2 separate regions of the Homo sapiens genome follow, and region 1 is linked to region 2. A link is a contact called in ENCODE Hi-C or POLR2A ChIA-PET data. All regions are on one chromosome and are shown on one strand. Each heading gives the region's core, a stretch centred on a gene start or an enhancer-like site at or near the end of the contact. The rest is flanking DNA. Distances are from core to core; before and after follow the strand shown. Region 1 overlaps LTBP1 (latent transforming growth factor beta binding protein 1). Region 2 overlaps LTBP1 (latent transforming growth factor beta binding protein 1).

Region 1 (5,265 bases), core at 994-3,493, 210 kb after region 2:
CCAAGAACTTAAATATAATTTTTAAAAAAGATGAAACTTAGAATATATTGTTCTTGGTATATGTTTTGGAAATAATAGTAGAAAACCAACAGGTAAGAACTAAGACTGCGGTCAACCAGACTTGATAATTCTGTTCTTCAAAACACTTAGAAATGTTTAATATTCCTTTTGTTTAGCCTGCCAGAGGTTAATCATAATTTTCTATTGTATTTTCATTTAATCTCAGAAACTGTCATGTACTTAGTTTGATGCCAGATCATGTTTTACAGTGGTCAATGGCTCAGTGGGAACTGATAGATAATTTACTGATTTGAAGGTGTTAACTGTTCTGGTCATCCTCTTAGAACTACTGCTGCACTTTCTAGTTTAAATGTGCACAGTATTTTCAGTAAGAATTTAAACAGTTTTTGATCTGGACCTGAGCACCCTATTTCAGCATTTGCAAATCAAATTGGGACCCATTCCTGTGCATTTTAGAATTATTTTTCTGGTGTGTCCTCTTACTATGCTGGGATAGGTTTCAAAAAGGAAATGTCTGTTTATTTTATTAACTCTTCCTCAGGAAAGACAGTGGTGAAGTGAGTCATTAGCACATTGTATTTTTCAATAGCTCTTTGACCTTAATCTCTGTGGCTATAAAATGAATGGGAAGATGCCTACTGTATTATGAGTGATGAAGAAAGCCCATGATGGATTCATGTTACTGTGAATATTTCAAGGAGAAGTTAATGTAATATCTGTAGACTACAGTCATGAATCCAAGACCAACAGAGTAAGTGTGTGTTGCTAGCAGCGTCGTCCATGTGTAGCACACATGTGTCAAGAAATAAATACAAGCTGTTCTCTGGGCTCTGATAATTCCTTTATCATGTTACCCCGAAGACAGAAGAATTGGAAGGAAAGGAGTTGCTGCCACAGTGGTTTGACTTTTTTCAGTGAGTCCAGTGATTGAATCCATCCTATGGTGGATGGTCATTTTATAATCATGGGACAGTTACAGGGTGGTGGGTAGGCTTTTAATGGCAGTGGGGCCTAGATAGAAGCAAATATAATCACGAAGAGACTCATACAATAGTCTTTGAAGCTGGCCCCAGAGAGCAGCATTTCACAAAAATGTTTCCACAGATGACCAGTTCAGAAGGATGTTAATAGATTGTGTGTTAAAAAGGGTCCCACAGCCAAATGTGCAGAAAAACCAAGTTAAACACAGAAAAACAAGAGATTTTGCCAAAGGACTCTTCGGGTTTTAAATATGCTTATGTATATAGAATAGGCAGTGTTTCTCAAACATATTTGGCTGCAGAACCCCTCTTTTAGCAGAGGTCTCACAAAGTCTGTGTTTTGTGTAAAATACCTTGGGTAAAATTGCTCTAGAACATTGGTTTTCAAATATTTTTTTCTTAATCTCCTAGAATAATTTTGAAAAAGTTATGTGTTCACATATCTTTAAGCTGACATCTACATTTTCATTAAAAAGTCAAGTGGATACAATAGGTTAATTTCTGGCACATTTATATTGTATGTGTGCATTAAATAATTTCATCAAAACTTTGGAGCTGCAGAATTGGTTCATGCCATTGATAAACAGTCTCTGCCATTTAACCTAATTGGTAAAGCCAGATCTTCTTATGAAAGAAATCGGACTCATTACTTTTTCTGTGACTCTATCCTGGGGTTGATATATTTGTGAATTGTTCATTTATTCTGTGCCTGTGAGAATTTTACCTTTCAAGACAGTGTTCTTAGAAAGGCCTAGAAAGATTCTGGATTGACAAGAGGTATGCCTTGACTTGGTCAAGAGCAAGAAGGCCCTGAGGAAAGGGGAAGATAGGAAAGGAAGATTGGCAAATATATTCTTAGGCAGATGACTTCAAAAAGAAACATCTGAAGGCTGAAGATCTATAGATTAGTTCCCTTAAAAGTGTCTAAGCCTGTGTGTACCCTATAGAATATCTTCATGTTCCTTCGTGGTATGTCTACCCAGTGCAAAGTTGTTCTTTGGAAGTTTAAGAAATATATATATTGTCTAAGTGATCCTTATTAAATAACTTAATAGTCTGTCTGGGAAAAGTATTTGTATTAAGAGGTATTTTTCTGCTTTCAAGTGGAAGGCATACTGCTAATGGAATTCTGTCATGGAATTTATATTTACTAGCAAAAGCTGAACACACACAGATGAATCTCCAGAAAGCTTCATATTTTCACACAGTAGAAAGATGCTCATGTCCTGTTCTTACCTTGTCCTGACTCCTGTTGGACATGCCTCATTTCCTGTATAAACTTGCGTCACTAAGAAGACAGTAAATTCTTACTCACTTTGTTAAACATACATACTTTCCTGTAGGAGAAGAGATGCATAAAAATATATTTATTTCCCAGAAGGGCACTTGTGCTGTTCGTAATATATTATGCACCAAATGTCATACTTTCTTTATTCCCTGGCATTTTCAGCCCTGGCAACTGGCAGATTGTTTTGAAGTCAGAGAATATTTAAACTACAAGTAACCTTGGGGATAATATAGTTCAGCCCCTCTGTGTTACAGGAGAGGACACTGAGATCAAGAGAAACTCAGAGACTTGCTCTGGGTAACATAACATTTTGTCCTAGTTGGACCAAAAGCTAGATCTTAGTGGAATATTCCTCCTATTATTTTCCCCCATCCTCTCCATCCTTTTTAGAAATATGGCCTTGGACGAAATTATCTCTGTAAAATGGAATAATTATTCTTGTACTGCTCACCATCCAGAATTGTTGTGAAGTTCCAGTGAGATACGGTGTGCTATAGAAATGTAAAGAATCCTGATGAGGTAGAAGGAAGATGAAGGTCCTCACTTCATCGTCACCTTATCGCATCATTCCCATGTACTGAAATACTTAGGCTGTTTTATGTTGGGTTGTTCATAGGGAGTCTCTTGTTATGCATGTATACCTGATTACTTTATATTCTTCTACTACCTGGTTAATAAAAGCCCAGCCCTCTTATTTCTGTTGTATTAGTTTGAACCATAGGACATTGCCAATATTTGACCATTTTAGAAGAAGAGCAGTTTTAGAAGAAAAGCAGTTTTGTGTTCCTGAACTTCATCTGTGAGCTGAAGTATGTGGTAGGCTATACAGGCAGAGATACCTGTAAATGTTTTAAATAAGTGGAAAAGTATGTAAAGCTCCTTCATGTTAGCTGTAGTAGCTTCATGGATTTTGCCTACTCCAGAGGAGCACATGGGTCCGTATGAATTTCTTTCCTAGTTTCTGTTTCTGTAAACTTCTAGACTGCCTGCCTGAACACAAAAGCTCAGATGGGGATAGGGAATGGTGACTGGCTGTATGTGGGTGCTGAGCCCCTTCAGCCATTTATTTTGGCCTTCATTCTTTAACTCAGGAAGTTGTTCTGTATGCAGTGGTTATACCACTTCTTCAAAGGACAGACTTCCACAGTTTTCCAGAGAAATTTGTCATCTATAGAGGGAGAACAAGGAATAAATTCATGTATTTTTCAAACTAAATATTAAAATACTTTTGATTTAGTTAGAATCTGTTGAGGAAGGTTTGTTGACGCTTTAAAATATGAGACTTGGCCGGATGCAGTGGCTCACACACTTTGGGAGGCTGAGCACTTTGGGAGGCCGAGGTGGGCGGATCACTTGAGGTCAGGAGTTCAAGACCAGCCTGGCCAACATGGTGAAACCCTGTCTCTACTAAAAATACAAAAAAAAAAAAAAAATTAGCTGGGCATGGTGGCATGTGCCTGTAATCCCAACTACTCAGGAGGCTGAGGCAGGAGAATCGCTTGAACCTGGGAGGCGAAGGTTGCAGCGACCTGAGATTGTGCCGCTGTACTCCAACCTGTGTGACAGAGTAAGACTCCATCTTAAATAAATAAATAAATAAATAAATAAATAAATAAAAATATGAGACTCCTGAAACACTATATTGTTATTTGAATTTATTCCTTCACAAATAAGCTATTTATAAAATGACAAATATTGTAATCAGGTTTTATTTGATTAAAGAAAGAAGATAGCTTTAGGCAATGAAGTCCAAATAGAATTCTGGTTTACCATTCACCCGTCACGTTCCATACAGTTGTTAAGTCTGAATAGAATTACGGTTTACCATTCACCCATCATGTTCCATACAGTTGTTAAGTCTAAATAGAATTATGGTTTACCATTCACCCATCACGTTCCATACAGTTTTTAAGTATAAATAGAATTCTGCTTTACCATTCACCCATCACATTCCATACAGTTGTTAAGTCTAAATAGAATTCTGGTTTACCATTCACCTATCACGTTCCAAACAGTTGTTAAACTTTGGCCTGATGATGTCATCACTTGGAATGTTCTTCTCTCATCCAGATACAATGCGTTCAGTTCAACCAATGCTTTGTTCTTAACGTGTTTGTGAGTCTCTGACATCCTTTACTTTAATTTAGAAAGCTTGTGACTACCTGTCTAGGAAAAATCACTTAGGCAGTTGCTCCTGTTTCTTAATAATTAGAAATGTCTTATTAATTTATTAATTTCTGAAGTCCTATGTTAAAATTATGGGGATAAGTTGTTTGTTGGCTGGGAAGGGGCACAAAGAACCTTCTCAGGTGATGGAAACATTCTTTTTTTTTTTTTTTTTTTTTTTGAGACGGAGTCTTGCTCTGTCGCCCAGGCTGGAGTGCAGTGGCGCGATCTCGGCTCACTCCAAGCTCCACCTCTCAGGTTCACGCCATTCTCCTGCCTCAGCCTCCTGAGTAGCTGGGACTGCAGGCACCTGCCACCACGCCTGGCTAACTTTTTGTATTTTTAGTAGAGACGGGGTTTCACTGTGTTAGCCAGGATGGTCTCGATCTCCTGACTTCGTGATCTGCCCACCTCGGCCTCCCAAAGTGCTGGGATTACAGGCGTGAGCCACCGCGCCCGGCCAGAAACGTTCTTAATCACAATCTGGGTGGTGGTTACACCACAAGTAGATATGCAAAAATTCATCTAGTTGTATACTTAAGATTGATATATTCTAGTGTATATACGTTAAATATAGGAAACAGAAATCTAATCTCTAATTTGTAGTAGCTCAGGAAATATAAAAAAATAGATGAACCAAGGCAGTTGAAGGAAACAGTTTTTCTGGAAGCTGTGAGAATGTGTCACAAAGGAAGGCCCAGGCTTCCTGGGTTCTTCGGGCCAAAATTAGGGGAAGTGTTGGTGCCAGTGCCGGTGGCACAAGCTGATTAAAACAGTCATAACAGGAAGAGTCTTACACGATTCTTCGTC
Region 2 (5,537 bases), core at 2,690-5,189:
GGCCCCTGCCACCACACTCGGCTAGTTTTTGTATTTTTAGTAGAGATGAGGTTTCACTATTTTGACCAGGCTGGTCTCGAACTCCTGACCTCAAGTGATCCACCGGGCTCCGTCTCCCAAAGTGCTAGGATTACAGGCGTGAGCCACTGTGCCCAGCCAGTAGCATCTAAACTTCTAAGGGACCTTGCCTATCATAAAACCTACTTACTCTACCAATGACCCACAGCCCTGATAACTTCTCTTTTTAAATTTTTAATTTTGAGATTGGGTTACATTCTGTTGCTTAGGCTGGAGTGTAGTGCTGTGATCACGGTCACTGCAGCCTCGACCTCCTGAGCTCAAGAGCCTCCTGAGTAGCTGGGACTACAGGTGCGTGCCACCATGCCCAGCTAATTAAATTTTTTTTTTTTTTTTTTTGGTAGAGACAGGGTCTTACTACGTTGCTGAGGCTAATCTCAAACTCCTGGGCTCAAGCGATCCTCCCACCATGACCTCCTAAAGTGATGGGCTTACAGGCGTGAGCCACTGTGCCTGGACTGATAACTTTAAAACTCTGTTTGGTCAGGAGTGTGGTGATTCAGAGTACATACATCCTTGCAAATAGGAGATGAAGAAGTTGTTTCTTTTTGGTTGCCTTTCATTATTAAATTCGGAATGGTGCCTAGCACACTGGATTTTTATACAAACTAGCAGGTGTGTTTTGGGCGACTCTCAACCTTTCTGCCCTTGGTTTTCTCGTTTTCTCGTATGTCAAAGAGTAGATTGGACTAAATTTCTGACACAGTCTCTCGAAGATCTGATAGCCTATACAACATGAGGTCTATAGGAGAGCACTTTTTGGGGTTGGGGATTGGACTGAACTTTTGTTTTTTGCCAAGTCTTGGCAAAAAATTTAGGCTTAAAAAATTTTAAATTAAATTTTAAGTTAAGCGTATATTTAAATTTAAGCCACAGAACATAACTTTAAAATAATGGCAGAGCATTTTCTTACGATTTTTCCTGGATTTTCTGATGCATTTCTGGGAGGCAGATGCAGTAAAATGGTTAAGAATGATAGCTTTGGAGCTGGCTCACTTGGTTTCAAATCCGAGCTCTTCTACTGAGTAATAATTATATAATGTTTAACAAATCACTTAATCTCTGTTTCTGTTTTTTCATCTGTAAAGTGGGCACAATAAAATATCTACAAAACACGTTGCTGGGGGATTACATTTGTTTATATATTTTAGAACAGTGCCTGTCACATAGGAAGCCATTAATATTAGCTCTCTTCCCCCTCCTCCGCCCAACTGCCCCACCTTCCTCCTTATGAGTATTTGTGTGGTTTTTTATTGGAGAACAAACAACCTGATGCTACTGTTAACCCTTTGGAAAAATTAGGAAGTCTACAATGTTGTTCTTCAAAGCTGTGCCTTCTGTTTTCTTTCTGCAGCTAGCTGTGTTCCGCCATGTCAGAATGGAGGGATGTGTCTCCGGCCACAACTCTGTGTGTGTAAACCAGGGACCAAGGGCAAAGCCTGTGAAACAATAGCTGCCCAGGACACCTCGTCACCAGTCTTTGGAGGGCAGAGTCCTGGGGCTGCTTCCTCGTGGGGCCCTCCTGAGCAAGCAGCAAAGCATACTTCATCTAAGAAGGCAGACACTCTACCAAGAGTCAGCCCTGTGGCCCAGATGACCTTAACCCTCAAGCCGAAGCCTTCAGTGGGACTCCCCCAGCAGATACATTCTCAGTGAGTGTTTCGAACTTTCATTTAGCTAAGGATCATCTTAATTACTCTCTTGGATGCCTTGCTTTAAATCACTGTCCCTTTCCTGCACAATTTGCAGAAATCACTTGGATAATAATGTTTTTCTTTCCTTTCTTAAGGCTTTACACGTTAGGCTTTACACATGGAATCTCTTAAAAATATTTGGTGTGTGTATTTAGCCTCTGCAGGAAATTTTACCATAAGTACAACCCATGGCAACCATGAGGATTATAGGGATCAAGACTGGAAGGGAATGATAAAAATAGTTATTTTTGATAAAGTTGTTAGTTTAAAAATTCTGTTTTTGAGGGGGGAGCTGCTTTATAGAGTTTTGAAATAATAATTTAAAAAAAGAAACAGTGTTATTTTTAAAGTTATCTGGAAAAGGTAAGAACTCAGCTTGCACAGAGAAACTACTCAAATGAAAGGGAGTCCTTGCAAAGAGAGAATTTCTCAACCTCAGTAGCAGGTTAAGTGTACCTTCTGTTAACACCATGTTTATCTCCCAGTTGCCGTGTGGGTCCATTTTTGGTGAATGAGCTTGTTTTCTATTTATGGGAACAAGGTTTTTTTTTTCTTAGTGTTAGGAAGTAAGTGCTATTCTGAACAAAATGAGAACTCAGAGAAGAAAGATTACCCCGTTCTCTGAGTTGCATTACAAGCAGCCACTCAGCTGCACCGGGTCCTTAAACAAATTGTCTCCTCTTAATGAGCTATTCTGTATGGATAATAAGATGCAGAATGTACTGCAACTATCACTTGTCATTTGTCTAGGAAGGTAAAATACAGGAAGTTCCCAACTTAAAAATGGGCTTGACGTAGCAGTTCATTTGTAAGTCACTTGCTTGGAATTTAGAATGCTTCTTCCCTCTGCAGAGACAGCTTCCATATGGTGATTAGTATCCAGTCAGCCCACAGAAGTTATTCAGTCTGTTGCTATAGATGAAATTATCCTTATTTTTACTTCCCCTTCGAATAGACCACCTACTGTTTCTTCTGAGTGTGGTCTTTTTCTTTTCTCCTATTCCCTCCTCAATCCTCTTTTTTTTTTTTTTTTCTGTTTTTCTTCATTATTCTCTAATTTCTTCTTGTCTCATAATACTTCAGTTCTATTGTGGTAGCTAGATTTAGGGACTAGTTTGAAATGCTACTTTGCTGTTGGAAAACACATTCTGCAGCCCTCAACAAGAAGCAAAGGTAAGATAGGTATAGCTAATACTTAGTAAGGGCTTACTATGTGCCAGGTACTCTTTTAAACACTTATTGTGTATTGTTCACTTACAGCTCACAAGGATCCTGTAAGGAAGGTAACATTATTAAACCCATTTTACAGATGAGAAGACTGAGGTACAGAGTGGTTAAATAGTTTGTTCAAGGTCCCACAGTTACTAAGTGACAGTATTACAATTTAAACAGAGGCAGTCACGTTTCAGCATCCATGCCCTGAAGGAAGGAGTTGGCAAAAATTTTCTGTAAAGGGACAGATAGTAAATATTTTTAGCTTTGTGGGACATACGGTTTCTGTTGCATCTACTCAGTTCTGCCATGGTAGCACAAAAGCAGCCATAGACAGTGTATGAATTAATGAGTGTGACTGTGTTCTAATAAAACTTTATGGACATTGAAATTTGAATTTCATATAAATTTCACAGGTCATGAAGTATTATTCTTTTTTAAATTTTTTTCTCAACCATTAAAAAACATAAAAGTTATCCTTAACTTCTGGGCCATAGGAAAGCAGGCTGTGGGCTGGATTTGGCCCATGAACTGTAGTTTGCTAACTTTTTCTCTAAAGGATAGTAGTGCTTTTTTTGTGTGTGCCAGAACATGAATATAACTGTGTGTCCTTGGAACGGTATAAAGCTTTGATTATATCATAGCTAGACATCTCCCTTCCAACATTGTTTTGGATATTAAAAACAAAAAACAATTCTGTGTTGAACTATGCTTTGGCGATCAAGAGTCAGATTACTGTGAATTGCAATTAGTTTTTTCTAGCATTATGACTTACATAAACTGTAAAGTAATTTACAAGCAACATTATTCATCTTCAATATCACCATCCACTGTTAGAATTTGACCCTCTATGATGTATATATATGGATTGTTAGTAAGAACCGTATGTCGGATGTCAGATAAAGGAACAGTCTATTTTTTTTCCTTCCTTTTGGTAGCCGCGGTGTACTTTAGACAAGAATGTTGTGAGTCAAAGAGGAGGCTAAGGTTTCAGCTCTGACTCAGCTTTGGTAAAATAAAGTCATTAGGCAGTTTGCTTTGGAGACTTCATCTGCTGAATGAAGATGCTTTTTTATGGTAGCATTGTTATAGGCATGTATATATGGGTGTGCCTACTGGTGCACTTTTAAGTAAAGAGAAGAGATGAGAAGAGATGGCCTTGGGTGCCATCAATCCTGATATTAATAAACTATATAGTTTGCCCCATTATCTAGTCCCTGCAGAGAAGATTAAGATGTACAAGATCCAGTCCTGCTCTTAAGGAGATTTTGAAATGACAAATGAGCTATACAAAGGAAACTATACAAAGCTATAGAATTAGCCCTTTGATTAATTTAGGTTATGACATAATCACAGTGAGTCATGTTTAATCAAATGGCCAAGGAATCACATGTGATAGGCCCACTTTGGCTACTTTTGAGAAATGTTACAATCCTTAAGTTATCTTTCAGATTGCCTATTTTAGGATATTTCAGGTTTTGTGTTTAACCAGTAAAGGAGGAGATTGATTAAGCCTCCTTAAAGTATTCAACTATATACATAAATATGTCTAACATGCCAAAATGTTTAGTGTTACGTTCATTGTGTGTCACATGAAGTGCTATCATCTTGATCACTTATTCAACAAGTTTTTATGGAGCATATTTTATGTATGAGGGCACAGTTCAGGGAGCTAAGGATAGATAACACTAGGCAACTACATAAAATGTCTGCTTTCTTGGAACTTACAGTTTAGAGAGGGAGAGACAGTTGATAAATGACATAATTAAAATACACATTAGATATTCATAAGTGCTGTGGAGAAAATAAAACTGCATTAGCAGATAGGACATGCTGGGTTGGTGTGTGGTGGGGAAGAGTGAGGGGTGTGGCAGTTTTAAATAGGCTGCCAGGGAAGACCCTACTGAGAGGCATTTAAGCAAAGGCCTGCGATAAGTGCATGAACCCTGCAGATATGTAGGGGTGAGGCAGAGGCTTTGAGGCAGGAGTGTGCCTGAGATGTTTGAGGAACAGCTAGTTTGGTAAAATTGTAGTGTTAAAAGCACATATTTTAGGCAGGTGGGGATTAGATGAATTGGTTTTACCTTTGGCTGAATTGGTTTTAGGCAACTTGATTTAGAACCAAATACAAATAAAGTTCCTTAGGAAATCAAAGGAAAGAGCAGTTGTTTCCAGATTTTGGAGTGTTAGTGCAGTGGAGTCCAGGGATGGCTCCTTAGAGAAGGTGTCTGTGAAAAGATGGTTGGATTCAGATACATACAACTGGAGGAGAAGGGTGTATCCAGGGGAGGCAATGATGTGAGGCTAGGTAGCCTGGCATATTAGTTTTCTTTGGCTGTGTAACAAATCACCCCAAAACTTAGCAACCTAAAATAACATGCATTTATTGACTGACAGTCTGTGTCAGGAATCCAGGGGCTGCAGCCAAGCAGTCAGCAGGGGTGGCAGTCATCTGAAGGCTCGACTGGGGCTGGGGAATCCACTGCCAAGATGGCTCACTTTCATGGCTGTTGGCAGGAGGCCTTAGCCCTGGCACTGGCTGTTGGCAGAAAG

Evidence for each region. Hi-C counts contacts between places; a loop is a spot of excess contacts on that map. ChIA-PET counts read pairs that join two places held with the same protein, here RNA polymerase II (POLR2A). Pooled maps may share reads with other maps.
Region 1: a map of endothelial cell of umbilical vein shows a loop between it and region 2 (11-fold over the local background). The contact joins two enhancer-like sites. A Hi-C loop is called at or near these places in 2 of 168 maps with a recorded cell type or tissue (PC-3 and endothelial cell of umbilical vein) and 2 of 50 pooled maps. POLR2A ChIA-PET finds 5 or more read pairs at or near these places in 2 of 52 experiments (A549 and WTC11).

Annotation. Positions count from the first base shown.
Region 1 is chr2:33,236,033-33,241,297 of GRCh38, forward strand. All of the region lies in intron 9 of LTBP1 (latent transforming growth factor beta binding protein 1), which reads left to right. Among named protein-coding and RNA genes, the nearest start is that of MIR4430, 180 kb to the right of the region's middle. Within about 2 kb of position 2,244, at least 3 of the 41 ENCODE cell types and tissues checked have a DNase peak (open chromatin) inside an H3K27ac peak, as active enhancers do; they include PC-3 and endothelial cell of umbilical vein, where a contact is called at or near this core.
Region 2 is chr2:33,019,477-33,025,013 of GRCh38, forward strand. It overlaps LTBP1 (latent transforming growth factor beta binding protein 1), which reads left to right. Exons shown (of 34, transcript NM_206943.4): 3 at 1,433-1,730. Among named protein-coding and RNA genes, the nearest start is that of LTBP1, 75 kb to the left of the region's middle. Within about 2 kb of position 3,940, at least 3 of the 41 ENCODE cell types and tissues checked have a DNase peak (open chromatin) inside an H3K27ac peak, as active enhancers do; they include PC-3 and endothelial cell of umbilical vein, where a contact is called at or near this core.